Regions from separate parts of the Homo sapiens genome. Here region 2 is linked to region 1. Evidence: read pairs that join two places in POLR2A ChIA-PET (ENCODE). Cell type or tissue: OCI-LY7. All regions are shown on one strand. Links, peaks and the distances in the headings refer to the core of each region. The heading gives the core; the rest is flanking DNA.

What was found. ChIA-PET counts read pairs that join two places held together with the same protein. Peaks named below come from ENCODE experiments on the same cell type or tissue, not always from the same donor. Only the 100,000 strongest peaks of a DNase experiment are listed, where the experiment ranks them.
Region 2: POLR2A ChIA-PET joins it to region 1 with 9 read pairs; 3 of 35 experiments call an interaction of 5 or more read pairs at or near these places.

Annotation. Positions count from the first base shown.
Region 1 is chr10:35,129,115-35,137,410 of GRCh38, forward strand. The region is part of intron 1 of CREM (cAMP responsive element modulator); the gene reads left to right. It also overlaps the pseudogene RNU7-77P. Among named protein-coding and RNA genes, the nearest start is that of CREM, 6.4 kb to the left of the region's middle. RefSeq lists a silencer at 4,692-4,761 and an enhancer at 7,434-7,483. In OCI-LY7, for the core only: no CTCF peak of the experiment used is centred there; DNase peaks (open chromatin) are centred at 3,157, 6,987 and 7,357; H3K4me3 peaks cover 4,126 bases; H3K27ac peaks cover 3,389 bases.
Region 2 is chr10:34,611,472-34,619,773 of GRCh38, forward strand. The region is part of intron 2 of PARD3 (par-3 family cell polarity regulator); the gene reads right to left. Among named protein-coding and RNA genes, the nearest start is that of PARD3, 200 kb to the right of the region's middle. In OCI-LY7, for the core only: no CTCF peak of the experiment used is centred there; no DNase peak of the experiment used is centred there.

The DNA of each region.
Region 1 (8,296 bases), core at 1-8,000:
AACACTTACTTTCCCAGTGAATTGGTGATGGATATGGAATCATTTTGGTGATTGCGAAGTTGTAATTACGGTGATGTTTTGTGTACATATTTTGGTGACAGTATATGAATAAATTTTTATTGAATGCGTAAACATAGGACATTTTTATTTTTAGTCTTTTTGTTTTTGCATTGTCCCTGAAAGTTAATGAAATTTACTTCTTCTTCCTGAATTTTAAACTCTGGAATCCATAGTTAATAGGCTGTATTCCAGTTTCCTACTCAGGTGAGTCACTGCCTAATCAAAATACAAAATCTTGCTTAGGGTTATGACCATTTCATGAAAAGTAGGGAAGAGTTTTGAATTATTAACATATATAAGGAATCCTGACTGAATCTTTACCAACATAGACATATATTTCTGATCCTTTTTCTCCCAAGTTGTATTCCCTGCAAATTAAGTATTGGGCCAGAAGATTGAGCTAGGTTTATTGTTTAAGTGGATGTTCTTACTGAAAAGCTCTCAAATGTCCTGTTCCTTTTAGATAGACTTCTTAAAATAAAACTGAACAGTGCAAACACTTAATAGCTGAACGATTGAGAGACGTTATTTTTTAGAGCAGTTTTACAACCATTGATATTTTTATATTTCCTTACCAACATTGATTGATAAGGAAATAAGCCTGAAATACCGAATTTTATTGTTTCTACTTAAGTAAATGGATGGATTCCATATGTAAAAGTCAGCTTTGAAAATAGTTATTATTGTACATTGAATACAGTTTTGATATTATCAACACAGGAACTTAAAAATCCAGTTTAGGCCGGGCATGGTGGCTCACGCCTGTAATCCCAGCATTTTGGGAGGCTGAGGCAGGCGGATCGCCTGAGGTCAGGAGTTCAAGACCAGCCTAACCAACATGAAGAAACCCCGTCTCTACTAAAAATACAAAATTAGCCGGGCATGGTGGCCCATGCCTGTAATTGTGGCTACTTGGGAGGCTGAGACTGGAGAATTGCTTGAACCCCGGAGGCGGAGGGTGCAGTGAGCCAAGATCAAGCCATTGCATTCCAGCCTGGGCAACAAGAGCCAAACTCAGTCTCAAAAAAAAAAAAAAAAAAAAAAATTTTTTTTGGAAAAATGTATCTCATTACACAATAGGTAGAAATGAACATTTTAAATAATTATGTTAATAATCTCCTTTTAGACAATACATTTTAAATGTCTTTTGCAATGGGAACTCCACAATAAAGACTGTGCTGTTCTTAAGAATAAATGCTTTTACTCATAGGTTTTCATTTTCTGATACTGTATATCCAGTAGAGAATAAGCAAGAACAAAGAAGAAAACCTAAGGATATCATTAGTGGAAATTTTTCTTGATACTACTTATGGAAATGCCTTAAGTCTTACTGCACTGAATAATGATGTTTTGTTCAATGATGGACCACATATATCCCATAAGATTATAATGGAGCTGAAGAATTCCTGTTACCTAGTTATGTCCTAGCTGTCCTAATGTCAGAGGGCAGAGTATTACCTTTTCTATGTTTAGGTATGTTTAGACACACAAATACATTCCACTGTGTTCTAATCGTCTGCAGTATATAGTACAGTAACATGCTGTACAGGTTTTGTAGCCTAGGAGCAACAGGCTATCCCATTTGGCATAGGTGTGTAGTCGGTTGTGCCATCTAGGTTTGTTTAAGAGCAGTTTACAATGTTCGCAGAATGAAGTTGCCTAATATTTCTAAGAATGTATCCCCATTATTAAGTGAAGCATAACTAATTCAGTTATAGCAAGGTTTACAAAGTAAAATGATATCTATTTGCACATTTCATGACAGGCCTTCCTAGGAGTGATAGAGGAAATTACTGGCAACGTGTGTGTGAAGTAGTTTTTATAAGTAGAGGAAATGCATAGGCTATAAAACTATATGGTAGTTTTGCTTAAAGACTGCTTAAATAACCATCTCGTTGGTCAGGAAGGATGCTTACCTCTAAGAAAACCTTACTAGCAACTCATCCTCTTGTCAGACTTTTTTGAAGCCTCTCAGATCTCCACAAATGAGAAACATCTTTGTGCATGTTTTCTAAACAGTAGTATAACCAGGCCATTTAAATATCAAGATACTAATAAAATCCTGTGAACGTTTAAGAGTGGAGCTAATGTGATGCTAATATTTTCCCTGAGAATTTCACAAAATAAACTCAGTGTCTTTAAAGTTATCTTAGTAAAGGTTTTTTTTTGTGTGTTTTTTTAAACATAGCAGACTTAAATCATCCAACTTAGAATAGCAAAATAGCAGATAGTTTTGTTTATATTCTTAATCTCAATTTTTTTATTGATAGCACAAAAAATGATTTTTTTTTGGCTTAGAAATGTTTTTAACTGGAATTTATATCTTAGCACTGATTATGGTGAAAGTATCCACTTTGGAATTATGACAACTGTATCACACATAAAGACCCACATTACTGAATATGGGTGCTTGGAATGTTTTTACTCTTAAAATTTCTGGAGGAGTAAAATTAGGCATGTTTCTGCACTTAGAAAGATACAGGTTTTGTTCAGATGTGTAAGATAGGACCAATCTAGGTAAGTAAAATAATGGTAAAATTCTTTTTTCTGATCTTAAGCTAATTCAGGTAGTTTATCTCCTTTGTCAGATTTACTATCTAGTAGTTAATACATTTATACTTAATACGTAGATATGTGTTTTCAGATGTACTTAATGTGCAGTAAAGAAGCATGCTATTGAAAACAAAACAAAACAACCTTACAGTGATTCTAGTCAAGCAAGTAACTCCTTCAAAAGTTTAAAAATTTGGTTTCACATTGGCCGGGTGCGGTGGCTCACGCCTGTAATCCCAGTGCTTTGGGAGGCCGAGGCGGGCAAATCAGGAGACCAGCCTGACCAAACATGGTGAAACCCCGTCTCTACTAAAAATACAAAAATTAGCTGGGCATGGTGGCTCGCGCGTGTAATCCCAGCTACTCAGGAGACTGAGGCAGGAGAATCGCTTGAACCCGGGAGTTGGAGGTTGCAGTGAGCCGAGATCGTGCTACTGCACTCCATCCTGGGTGATAGAGCGAGACTTGAGTCTCAAAAAAAAAAAAAAAAGAAAAAAAAATTGGTTTCACATGAAGTGGTGGTGGCGGGGGAGGGAGGTGTTTGAAAGGATGGAGACAGGCCATGATTATTTGAATTTCACTTTTCATTTCCTCCTCAGCAGCCCATTCTGTAGTTCATTTACTGTGAAATGGCCAAAAGCAGGCAGCATGTGGGAAATGAATTGAAAAAGAGACACTTACTGAATAGCTAGTCCTTTAGTGATTTTAGTAAAGAGTTAAGATTACTTAAATAATAACAGGTGTCTCAGGCAATTAAATTGGAGTAGCCGTGAATCTATATTAGAGAGCCTCGTGAATTTATGTATAATTCATGTTTGAAATATTAAAGACATTTACAAGTGTTTGGAATATTTATTTACGAGTATCCCTCTTGGCTATTCTGTTTTTACATGAAAGCGTAAAGATTATTTTTTGAAAGTTACTGTTACTTTGCTTCATAAAGAGTATAAGACCAATGGTGTAATTTCATGGTACTGCTTTCTCCCATTGTTTTTCCTGTACTCATCTTCCCCTAAAATGCATAACCATAGTCTCATCCCCGTCAATTGCAGCTATATGGCTGTTTGGAATTATTTCTCTTATAACTAGTCCCACCTTCTCTTAATTTTTTAATCGACTTGGTTGAGAAGGACCAACTTTACAATATGAGCTTCATATTCTCCTTTATCTTTCAAACTTTATTGCTCTTGCTACTTAAATTACAGTTAACCTATGGATATCTACTTTTGCAAAGAACTAAAACCTTGCTTCATCACAGAACCAAATAAACAGATTGTATTTCTCTGTTCTCTTTCTCTTCCTGCTTCTGTAAAAGGTATGATACCTTTTGTTCCACATTCTTTTCTTTTTCTTTTGAGTATGCTAGTTGCAGTGCTTTCAGGTTTTCTTATTCTTTTTCTTTTTTAGCCTTTCTTTTAGAAACCATCTCAATAATGCATAATTTACAGTTTACATTTTTGGGTTTTTGAAAGTGGAGTAAGAACTTAGATTGTTTGGCAAGTGTCTTATAAAGAATTCTTAATTTAATATTTCCCGTAAGTCATAGTTATCTCCAATTGTAATATCTAGTCCAAAAGCAGATTTTTTTTTTTTTTTTTGAGACAGAGTCTCACTGTGTCACCCAGGTTGGAGTGCAATGGAGCAATCTCGGCTCACTGCAGCCTTCGCCTCCCAGATTCTCCTGCCTCAGCCTCCCAAGTAGCTGGGATTACAGGTGCCTGCCACCGTGCCTGGCTAATTTCTGTATTTTTTGCAGAGATAGGGTTTTACCATGTTGGCCAGGCTGGTCTCGAACTCCTGACCTCATGTAATCCACTCAACTTGGCCTCCGAAAATGCTGGGATTACAGGCGTGAGCCATGGCGCCTGTCCAAAAGCAGTTTGTTTTAAAGCAGAAAAAGCAAAACTGTGTTTATTGTCTTTCCAAAGCATTCAACTTAGTCTTCAGAGAAACAGTTCTCTTTTTGAATCATTTAATCTACTTAGTCATTTCATCTAATGTACAGTTTAACAAAATTACAAAATTGCAACAAGTGTGGCTGGCACAATCAGGTTTGGTGACAAACACAACTAACTCTTGGTAAGCACCCCTCCCTGTTGGAGTGAACATAAGTGCCTGGGCACACTAGAGAACTGTGGTGGGCATTAGCTATACTGTAGGCTTCACAGGAGTGGAGAACACTGTTAATATGGAGAGCTGGAAATTGGTTAAGTAAACTTTGGTATTCTAGTAAACTTGCCCAAGAAGTTTAATTCTTATATATACCTAGTTTTTCCAGAAAAGTTACATTAAGGTATTAATTTAACCACAGCAGGTAAAAGTTTTTTGTTTTTTTTTTTTTTTCAAGACAGCTCTGTTGCCCTGGCTGGAGTGCAATGGTGCTATCTCGGCTCACTGCAATTTCCGCCTCCTGAGTTCAAGTGATTCTCTTGCCTCAGCCTCCAGAGTAGCTGGGATTATAGGTGCACATCACCATGCTGGCTCATTTTTGTAATTTTTTCTTTTTTAAATGAGAGTCTCGCTCTGTTGCCCAGGCTGGAGTGCAGGGGCGCGATCTTGGCTCACTGCAACCTCTGCCTCTTGGGTTCAAGCAGTTCTCCTGCCTCACCCTCCCAAGGAGCTGGGATTACAGGCGCATGCCACCACGCCTGGCTACTTTTTGTATTTTTAGTAGAGACAGGGTTTCGCCATGTTGGCCAGACTGGTCTTGAACTCTTGACCTCAGGCGATCTGCCCGCCTCAGCCTTCCAGAGTGCTGGGATTACAGGGGTGAGCCACAGCGCCTGGCCTCAACATTTTTAAGTGTTAATTTAATACTATCTTTTCTCTATCAGCATATTGTATTTGTTTGCTTATATTATATGAGCATTTTCCAACATTTGCTTTATTACCCTCTCTGTAATATATAATCCCATATTCAGATTTCACCATTTGTTCCCAAAATGTCCTTTATAGCATAATCAACATATTTTAAATATCATTTGTATAGAAAGCTATATATTGAAGGATACCGACAGCAGTGAAATTGAGCCTGGCATGATGGCTCAAGCCTGTAATCCCAGCACTTTGGGAGGCCGAGGCAGGCGGATCACTTGAAGTCAGGGGTTCGAGACCAGCCTGGCCAAAATGGTGAAACACCATCTCTACTAAAAATACAAAAATTAGCCGAGCATGGTGGCATGCGCCTGTAATCCCAGCTACTCAGGAGGCTGAGGCATGAGAACTGCTTGAACCTGGGACGTGGATTTTGCAGTGAGCTGAGATGGTGCCACTGCACTCCAGCCTGGGCGACAGAGCAAGACTCAGTCTCAAAAAAAAAAAAAAGGAAAGAAAAATTAATTGAAGCTGTTGCACCACAGGGTGAATGGAGCAACATACTGGTGAAAGTAAGGTGAATGCCAACTGTTGTTTTTGTAATCATACCTAATAAAGTTTTTATCAGTGTGTTAGATGGCCTTCAAAATATGGCAGAGAAATCCATAACCAGGCAAAATAATTTTGGGTCTCATTTCTTCTTATAAGTTATTACTTGCCTATAACAAACTAATCTAAAATATGCCTTTCTGCTCTAAAAGCTAAAGCTTAAGAGTCCCTTGGCAGATGGGACTTTTAAATTATTCCTGTAGAAAATTGGTAGTATATAAGTGTTTTAATTTATTATGTGTTTTAATTTATTCCTGTAGAAAATTATTCCTGTAGAAAATCGGTAGTATATAAGTGTTACAGCTCTTAGAATTTGTCTAGCAGGCTCTCCGGTTTTTGCCAGAATGCCCACCACCCCCCGAAAAAAGAAAGTTGGTAGATTGGTAGTATACAGGATATATCAGTATCCTTTGGGTGTTTAGGTATAAGGAGATCTGCTTAGAAATTATAACTGGAGAGCTGAGTACAGTGGCTCATGCCTGTAATCCCAACACTTTGGGAGGCTATGGTGGGAGGATTGCTTGAAGCTAGGAATTTGAGACCTGGGCAACATAGTGATACCTATTTCTGGAAAAAAAAAAAAAAAAAAAAAAGAGAGACATTAAAAAAAAATGAGACAAAGAAGATAGAACAAAAGGCTAGATAATTTGGAAGAAAAGCATGAAAGTAATGTCATAAAGAATTCAAAGAGGACAAAGTTTCAAATAGAGGGGGAAATGCTGTAGGGGTATTGAGGAAGATGGGGACTAGAAAGCATCCTTTTAGATTTGGCAAGCAGGCAAGCGTTCATTGGTGACCTTGTGGAGAATAGTTGGAATGAAGTAAGTCTCTGATCATCCTGAGTCAGGGTCAAGTTTATCTTGTCATTATTCGGGTATGAGGCTAGTTTTTCTCTTTGGTATCTTGTGGCTCCCATGGCCGGAAGTTGGTGCTTTCTTCAGTGCTAGTTACCTCTAGGAAGAGGAAGCGGGCGGCTGTTCCTGGACTTCTCTGAATACCTTTTTCTAGTTTTAAAGTTTTGAACCACAAGAATGTATTACTTATTCAGCAAATAAAACATTTCCAAGTGAAATACAGAAATTGGCCTTTTTTCTATGATATAGTGCTGTGATTATCATTATTGTTCAAGTGCTATTATTATTTTGTTGACATATCTGCCCCCGCCTTTAGATTGCAGGCTCCTGGAGAGCTGTCTCCTGCAGTGCCCCAGTGTCTAGTATGAGGGGGTGGCATCTAATGGGTTATACAGTTGTTAAGGAGCATAAGATGTCCCTACGTAAAATGCTAGTGTAGCATACAATGAGGTTTGATGTCAGAATGGCATCAGTTCTGCTTTTTGTTCCTCTTGTGAGGAGCCTGTTCAAATGCCCTACTGTCTCTTGTCCCTATGCTGGGGGCACATGGTAGCAGTAGTAACCATCGCCTTAGTGCCCTTAGTGAGGTTTGATAAACCTGCCTGCTGCCTACAGTTCCAAATTTGACCAGGATTATATGACATCATTTAGAAGAACCCTTAGGAGGGAACTCTGAAAGCAATGTGTCTGTCTAAGCACTGCTGTTGCTGGCAGAGGTATCTAGAGGTTACTTAGGGATGAGCACGATTGTTTTCTCCAGCTCTAAAAGAAATTAAGGACTCTCAGTTTTTTTTTTTTTTTTTTTTGGGACTCTGTCTCAAAAGAGTTTAGGTCTGTGAATGGTCTTGCTCTGTCACCTAGGCTGGAGTACAGAGGTGCAAACATGGCCCATTGCAGCCTCAACTTTCCGCGCTCAAGTGATTCTCCCACCTCAGCCTCCTGAGTAGCTGGGAGTCCAGGCCTGTGCCACCATACCTGGTCAGTTTTCTTGTAGAGACAAGGTCTCACTGTGTTGCCAAGGCTTGTCTCAAACTCCTGGATTCAAGCAAACCTGCTACCTCAGCCTCCCGCAGTGCTGGGATTACAGGTGTGAGCCACCATGTCTGGCTCAAATGTTCTTTTGTCTTTTTCTTTGCCAGTTTTACTTCTTTCCACATGTCAAATATATATTTTTAAAGATATTAGTAAAAAATAAAGAGAGTTTAATTGCTACAGTGTCTAAACTAGGTTTTTTAATGGATTGAAGGCTATCAGAAGGACGTTTTGAATAAACTTATTTTGTTTGGAGTTTAATTTTTTAACAAAAACCCAAGTTGGAATTTAAGGTAAATGAAAACTTTTTTGCATTGGAGTGAAATATAAGGAAATAATAAATTCATTAATTTTATTAAGTGATCATTAACTTC
Region 2 (8,302 bases), core at 253-8,252, 520 kb before region 1:
AAGGAAAAGACACATGCAGGAGTAATTTCGGGATTTTCTGATGCCTTTTAAATTTAATTTCAAATATGACCAGAAAAATTAACTTGACAAATCACAAGATTAATACTATTTTAGAATCCCTTCCTTCTAGACTTCTCATAAGGCAAATCGGAATACAATTATAGGCTGTCTAGGAAAAAATCTGGATCTTGAACCAACCACAAAAATCCTGTTGACTCCTAAGGCCCCGTACGCAATTTTCCATAATGAAATGGGGACGGGAGAGAGCTAAAAACTGCTGAATTTATTTTCATCCACGTACATGAAGATGGGAAATAAATGTGATACATTTCTTTCTTTTTTTTTTTTTTTTTTTTGAGGCGGAGTCTTGCTCTGTCGCCCAGGCTGGAGTGCAGTGGCGCAATCTCGGTTCACTGCAAGCTCCGCCTCCCAGGTTCACACCATTCCCCTGCCTCAGCGCCCCCCCTACCCCCCCGCCCCGAGTAGCTGGGACTACAGGCACCCGCCACCACGCCCAGCTGATTTTTTGTATTTTTAGTAGAGACGGGGTTTCACCGTGTTAGCCAGGATGGTCTCGATCCCCTCACCTCGTGATCCGCCCGCCTCGGCCTCCCAAAGTGCTCGGATTACAGGCGTGAGCCACCGTGCCCAGCTGTGATACATTTCTAATAAAGACACTGAAATGTAGTATGCATCTGTTCATGCAGTATATAACCTATACAGAAACATAACCATAGGCTAGAAATGTGTGTATTTAATTGTATGTTTATGCCTAAGTGTTTGAAAGCTGTGTTTAATATGAAAAATAATAATAATTAAAAACAATTTTAACAAATCCTATTCCAAATATACCACCAAAATATTGAAATATACACACATTTTCCCTATCAGAGAGAAATTATTCTTTAGGAAGAGGACAACCATTTTGTTTTTAAAGCCTAATACAACGGAAGGTTAAAAAACACTTAGGAAAAAGAAAAAATAAAAAGTAGCTCTTTACCTACTTTTTCCAAAGGATCGATATGGACGTGTAAGATGACAATCGTGTGAGAGGCACAATGTCTGGTGCTCTACATGCACAGTCCTAGCTCAGCTCCTTAGGAATTTCACCCAACTTTGGCAAAGCCATGTGAACCTTGATGATTAATTTCCTTATCTGGAAAACTGGGGCAACAATTCTTACCCTAGAGGGCTATAGTGAGGTTTTATGAGCTAATGGCTGCAGAAAGCTTCTTAATGCTGGTATATAGTACCAGACACAATGAATAAAAACCACTGTTGCTAGTCATCATAGCAATGCTGCAAGATGGATATCATTATTCTCATTTTGGGAAAATATGAAGGTATAACTTACTTGCCTGTGAAATAATTGAGCAATTGTGGACTGGAAAACAGCTGAAGAGGTGATAAAGTAAGTTGAACAGCCAATCAAATAAATAATGCTAGTTACTGTTTCTCTGTATCTTCAATAAAAATTAATCTTTTAAAAAGTTAACATATATAATTATCCACAGTGTACAAAACCTAAACCTACATAGGTGACCATAAATCAACCAAAGCTACAAACAGTACAAATATTAATAAATATTTCTACCTAAAGTCCAACATACAAAGTAACCCTTTTTTCCTGAATTTAAAGGCATGCTCAGAACTAGCCTACGATTGCTCAATCATTTCAAGTTATTTTAAAGCATTAAAATAAGTGTATCTTTGCACTTTTATAAAAATACATTTAAAACATAGCAAAGTGAACAACAAATCAAAAAAGCAAATTCCCCTCCTGATTAACCTGTGTGCACATACACACACACTGACCACCTGCTTTCTTTTTGATTCAGCTTTTAGTATCACCTTTCTTAGGGCTTGCTAGTGAATTACAAAGATATATAAAAAGAAAGCAGCCCCAAAACACTTTTATGGCTTGAAATTGGAGTTCAACAACATCTGTGCAATTACGAAGTATATCTTGTAGGAATAATAGAGCTATGTATCATAAATACATACCAGTAGCCCAATGGTAAAATCATTAACTCTTACTTAATTACTACCCACTCTCTGAAATGCACATGGTCCAGCTTACAATTAATCATAATTATTCAACCTCACAGCATAGCCCCACACAGCATCCAGAGGATTCGCAAATGTGTGGCTTTCTTATTCATTCTGCCTATTATAAGAACAGAAAGAAAATTCAGACACAATGGCACCACAGGAAAAAGGGCAAACAAATTCATTTCCTGTAGAATAAAAAAAAGGTTTAAAACATAGTTTTCTCGTCCACATTCTCCGGAGATCAGCTTCCAAGATTCTCAGTTTATGGGAGAAACCAACTAGGGTGAATGTGGAGAAACCATTTTGCATCTTTTTCTAATAACTTTAATTTTTAAACTTGCTTTTTAAAATGATGTTGCATCACAAGCTACGAATTTATCATCTATTGTCAGCAAATCTTTTCCTGAACTAACTTATTCAAGATATAAAACTATAGCAAACATTAAGAATGTACTACCTAGGCTATCCTTATAGGAAAAGTTTATAAACAGGGAAACATGAGAACATGTATACTCATACATACATGTGTTTGTATGCTTGATCTAGCTTTCAAAGGCAAACAGCTAAATTCAAGAAAAGAAAAAAAAAGTTTTCCTACTGTAAAAATGTATTCCTTCTTGGGAAAAGTAATAATATTAAGTCAACCAACATAGAAAAGTAATGTGAGGCCAATGACCTCTCTCCTTTTGCTCCGCTACATGGGATGAAGGACTAAATCTCTCAGAGGAAGGACCAGGAACCTGGGAAATTATTTCAGAGTTGGCGCTAAAAAAACAGCTAACCAGAGCAGAAGCTCTGGAAACTAATTGAAAATATCAAGAAGTTCTCTAACAATGAGTAGTCAGAAGATTAAGGGAAAAAAAGAAATAAAAGCCATAAATTTAAAAGAAACCAAGTCAGACATTAAAATAAGTGTCCTATTCTAGGGTAACAAGGCTGATTATGAATGATAAACAGTTTATTAACAAGTTATCTCATTGGACCCAGATCATTTCTTTCTTTAAATCATGCAGGCATAAACATAACTAAACATAGACATGTATTTTTAAATGTTTTAAATATAAATGTCTACATATATTTAAAAGATTTTAAAGATGTCTAAATGTCTAACACATATTTAAAACATTTTTAATACTGGTTGATATTTTTGCTTAACTTTCTAAATAAAAATTAAGTACATTTCCTATTGCCCAAAGTGATCTACAGATCGAATGCATCCTTATCTAGACACCAAGGACATTCTTCACAGAAATGGAAAAAAAATCCTAAAATTTATATGAAACCACAAAAGACCTCAAATAGCCAAAGTGACACTAAACAAAATAAACGAAGCTAGAGGCATCCCACTACCTGACTTTAAAAAACGCAAAGCAGGCCGGGCACGGTGGCTCATGCCTGTAATCCCAGCACTTCGGGAGGCCAAGACGGGTGGATCACAAGGTCAGGAGATCAAGACCATCCTGGCTAACACAGTGAAACCACGTCTCTACTAAAAATACAAAAAAAACTTAGCCAGGCGTTGTGGCGGGTGCCTGTAGTCCCAGCTACTTGGGAGGCTGAGGCAGGAGAATGGCCTGAACCTGGGAGGCGGAAATTGCAGTGAGCCGAGATGGCGCCACTTCACTCCAGCCTGGGCAGCCTGGGTGGCAGAGTGAGGCTCCGTCTACTAAAAACAAAAACAAACAAAAAAACAAAAACAGAAACAAAAAACAAAGCTACAGTAACCAAAACAGCATCAGCATGGGAGTGACATAAAAACAGACACATGGACCAAAAGAACAGAAATAAATCCACATACATGTAGCCAACTGATTTTCAACAAAGGCAAAAAGAACATACATACAGTCTCTTCAACAAACACCACTGAGGAAACAGTGTAACCATGGGCAGCAGAGTGGAAGTAGACCCCTATGTCTCTCCATATATAAAAATCATCTCTAATGGATTAAAGACTTAAATGTAAGGCCAAAACTCTGAAACTACTACAAACAAACACAGGAAAAAGGCTTCCCGACATTGGTCTGGGCAAAGATTTTATGGCTGAGAACTCATGCAACAAAAGCAAAAATAGACAAATAAAATTATATCAGACTAAAAGCTTCTGCACAGCAACAGAAGCAATGAAAAAAGTGAAGCGACAACTACAGAATGGGAGAAAATATGTGCAAACTATTCATCCACCAAGGGAGTAAAATATACGATATATAAGAAACGCAACAGACAAAAACCAAATAATCCAATTTAAAAATGAGAAAATGATCTAAATAGAGAGTTCTCAAAAGAAGACATACAAATGGCCAAGAAACATATGAAAATATGTTCAACATCATTATTCATAAGAAAAACGCAAATCAAAACCACACTGTGATGTCATCTCACCCCAGTTAGAATAGCTGTTACCAAAAAGACAAAAAATAACAGATGCTGGTGAGGATGTGGAGAAAGGAGAACTCTTCTTGTGCACCCCTGGTGGGAATGCAAATTAGTACAGCAATTATAGAAAACAGAATGAAGTTTCTTCAAAAAATAAAAAGCCTGTAATTCTAGCACTTTAGGAGGCAGAGGCGGGTGGATCACCTGAGGCCAGGAGTTCGAGACCAGCCTGGCCAACATGGTAAACCTGTCTCTACTAAAAATACAAAAATTAGCCAGGTATGGTAGCACATACCTGTACTCCCAGCTACTTGGGAGGCTGAGGCACAAGAATTGTTTGAACCCAGGAGGTGGACTTTGCAGTGAGCTAAGATCGTGCTACTGCACTCCAGCCTGGGTGACAGGGTGAGACTCTCTCAAAAAAAATTAAAAAAAAATTAAAAAAAGCAGAACAATCATACATCCAGCAACCCCACTGCTGCATATACACCCAATGGAAAAGAAATCAGCACATCAACGAAATATCTGCGTTCCCATGTTCACTGCGGCCTTATTCACAATAGACAAAATATTGGAATCAATCTAAGTGTCCAGCAACTGATGAACAGGTAAAGAAAACGTGGTCTATACACACAATTGAATACTATTCAGGCAACATGAATGACCCTGGAGGACGTTATGTGAAGTGAAATAAGTTAGGTACAGAAAGATAAATACAGCATGTTCTCACTTGTACATGGAAGCTAAAAAAGTTGATCTGGCTGGCTGTGGTGGCTCATGCCTGTAATCCCAGCACTTTTTGGGAGACCAAGGAAGGAGGACTGCTTCAGCCCAGGAGTTTGGGACCAACCTGGGCAACACAGGGAGAACCATCTCTACCAAAAAAACAAAAGCCAGGTATGGTGGCATGGGTCTATGGTCTCAGCTACTCAGGACACTGAGGTGGAAGAAACATATGAGCATGGGAGGTGGAGGCTGCAATGAACCAAGATCACACCACTGCACTCCAGCTTGGGCAACAGAGCACCTGTCTCAAAAAAAAAAAAAAAAAAATAACTAAATTAAAAAGTTGATCTTGGCCGGGGGCGGTGGCTCACACATGTAATCGTAGCACTTTAGGAGGCCAAGGCGGGGATCTCTTGAGGTCAGGAGTTCAAAACCAGCCTGGCCAACAAGGTGAACCCCATCTTTACTAAAAATACAAAAAAATTAGCCAGGCATGGTGGCAGACACCTGTAATCCCAGCTACTCAGGAGGCTGAGGGAGGAGAATCACTTGAACACGGGAGGTGGAGGCTGCAGTGAGCCGAGATCACGCACCATTACACTCCAGCCTGGGCGACAGAGCAAGACTCTGTCTCAAAAAATAAATAAATAAATAAAAATAAAAAGTTGATCTCATAGAAGTAGAGAGTAAGCCAGTGCTTACCAGAGACTGGGAAGGGGAAGGTAGGAAGAGATTGGTTAACAGACACAAAATTACAGCTAGATAGGAAGAATTAAGTTCTAGTGGTCTAAGGCCCTGTAGGGTGAAAACAAATACTAATGTATTGTGTATTTTCAAATGGCTGGAAGAGAAAATTTTTAATGTTCCCAATACAAAGAAATGAAAAATGTTTGAAGTGACTGATATACTACTTACCCTAATTTGACCATTACACATCACTTAAATATCACACCGTATGCCATAAATATGTATAATTTTTGTCAAAAATAATAAAATAATGTTTAAAGTACATTTCAATTTGTCTATAGATAACACAGTATTTGGTCCACAAGACCACAACCAAGTGATTATTTCTCAAATTAAAAGCAAAGCACACACAGACTGAAGGCAAGGGAGACATGAGTAGGCAGCCTTCATGGGACTGGCTTCATAAATTTAAACTCACTAAAGGGATGCCTCCTTCAAGGAATAAAGGGCTACACTCTAGGGGCTCAGCCTAGAGAGATCAAAATTATACATTTATTTTTTTTTACTTTTTTATTTCTCAGATTGGGTTAAAACTGTGAGAGAGAAAACTTTTAAAACCTACAGTTTGTTTTGAAATTTTAAAAGTAAAACATTTTAAAGTATTAGCTATGGCTTCTCTATACACTGTGGCACTCAACTGTATTCTGATGGAAAAATCACTTTCTTTTAATAGAGGACCGTCAAAACTATGACCTTTCTAAACTATAACCACAGGGCTGTTTAAAACATTAAAAACAAAGCACAAATCCTCTACCAGTTCCTCTGAAATTTGGGCTTCCTAATCTGTATTTAAATTTTTAAGAACTTTAAACATAGCTGTATTTATTAAGTGTTCAACGATTTTCCATTAACAATGACCTACACTCAATTAATGAATCCAAATAAAAAAGTCTTTTAACCTAAGACCTCCCAATATCAGAAGATGTGCAAGTCTCCAAGCTCCTTAGAAATTCTTAGTTTGCTTCAAAATAGTGACTCCCGCAAACACTGAAATAGATTCCTTTTCCAGCATACTTAAAATAGCTTTTCTTAACTCTTGGTGACATCAAGTGACATCTTGTACTGTGAAGTCAGAATGTAAGAACGCTTCCACAACAGTGGCAAAGTAAGTCACAATTCAGGTAAAAATGAGAAAGTGACATCTCCAAAAACAAAGTAATAGCACTCTGGTAAACATGCCTATCAATTCATTTTAAAAAAAAAACTGGACCCAAAAAATAATAGACCCAAACTGAACTAATGGTATGTATCAATCAGGAAATAGATGAGCCACTTTCAAAACTTCAAATGTCTTCTTAGCTAGGACATCCTTCCTGACTGACTGTTTCCAATAGGATTTCCAAAATATCACACTCTACACATCTAAGATCACACCACTTTCCACCCGTTCCACATTCCTGTCTGGCAGAGGCACTGGCTTTTTCCAACCTGCTGGAGTCATGCACACCTCCTCCTCTCTCCTCAGTTACACAGGTGACTCCTCAACACTAAGGTAATATTTAAGGTCAACCACAATATGATCCCAGTCTCCTTTCTGGTTTCACTTGGTGCCACTTCCCTAAGGTTTCCTCTTTGTCCTCAGAGCACACCTCGTGATTCTTAGAAATTAGCTTTCACTCATCCCACAGCCCCTCACTGGATGCTCTAGAGTTCACCAATATAGTCCCATAAAGCCTTTTTTTTTTTTCTTTTTTTTTTTGAGACAGAGTCTCAGTCTGTCACCCAGGCTGGAGTACAGTGGCATGATCTTGGCTCACTGCAACTTCCACCTCCTGGGTTCAAGCAATTCTTGTGCCTCACCTTCCCAAGTAGCTGAAATTACAGGCATGCACCACCACGCCTGGCTAAATTTTGTATTTTTGGTAGAGACGGGGTTTCACGTGTTGGCCAGGCTGGTCTCGAACTGCTGACCTCAAGTGATCTGTCCGCCTCAGCCTCCCAAAGTGCTGGGATTACAGATGTGAGCCATCATGCCCGGCCCACAGTCCCATAAAGTCTTTACGGTGTAGCTCAACTCCACCTTCTCCTAAAAAATTGTGTTGTTCTCTCTTCAACTACAATGGTGATGCTGACACTTATGAAGTTTATTGGCATTCAAATATTTATTGAATGAATAAATAGCTTAAATATCCTGCATTTTATTGTATAGAATTATAATGTTATTTGCCAACTTTTTTCTTTTTTAATTTTTATTTTACCACCACCACCATGAGATTGGAATACTCCAGCATGGGTAGTCATCTCGTTTCTCACACTGCTGAATCTGTCTGCTGTGATGCTCACATTGTTATGGAAACAGTAGGTGCTCAAATATTTAATGGAGTCTCAGAATATAAATAGCATTTTAGGATCATCTGGTTTAACTACCAGTTAAAAATCTTTGAATGTCCTCTACAATATTTCT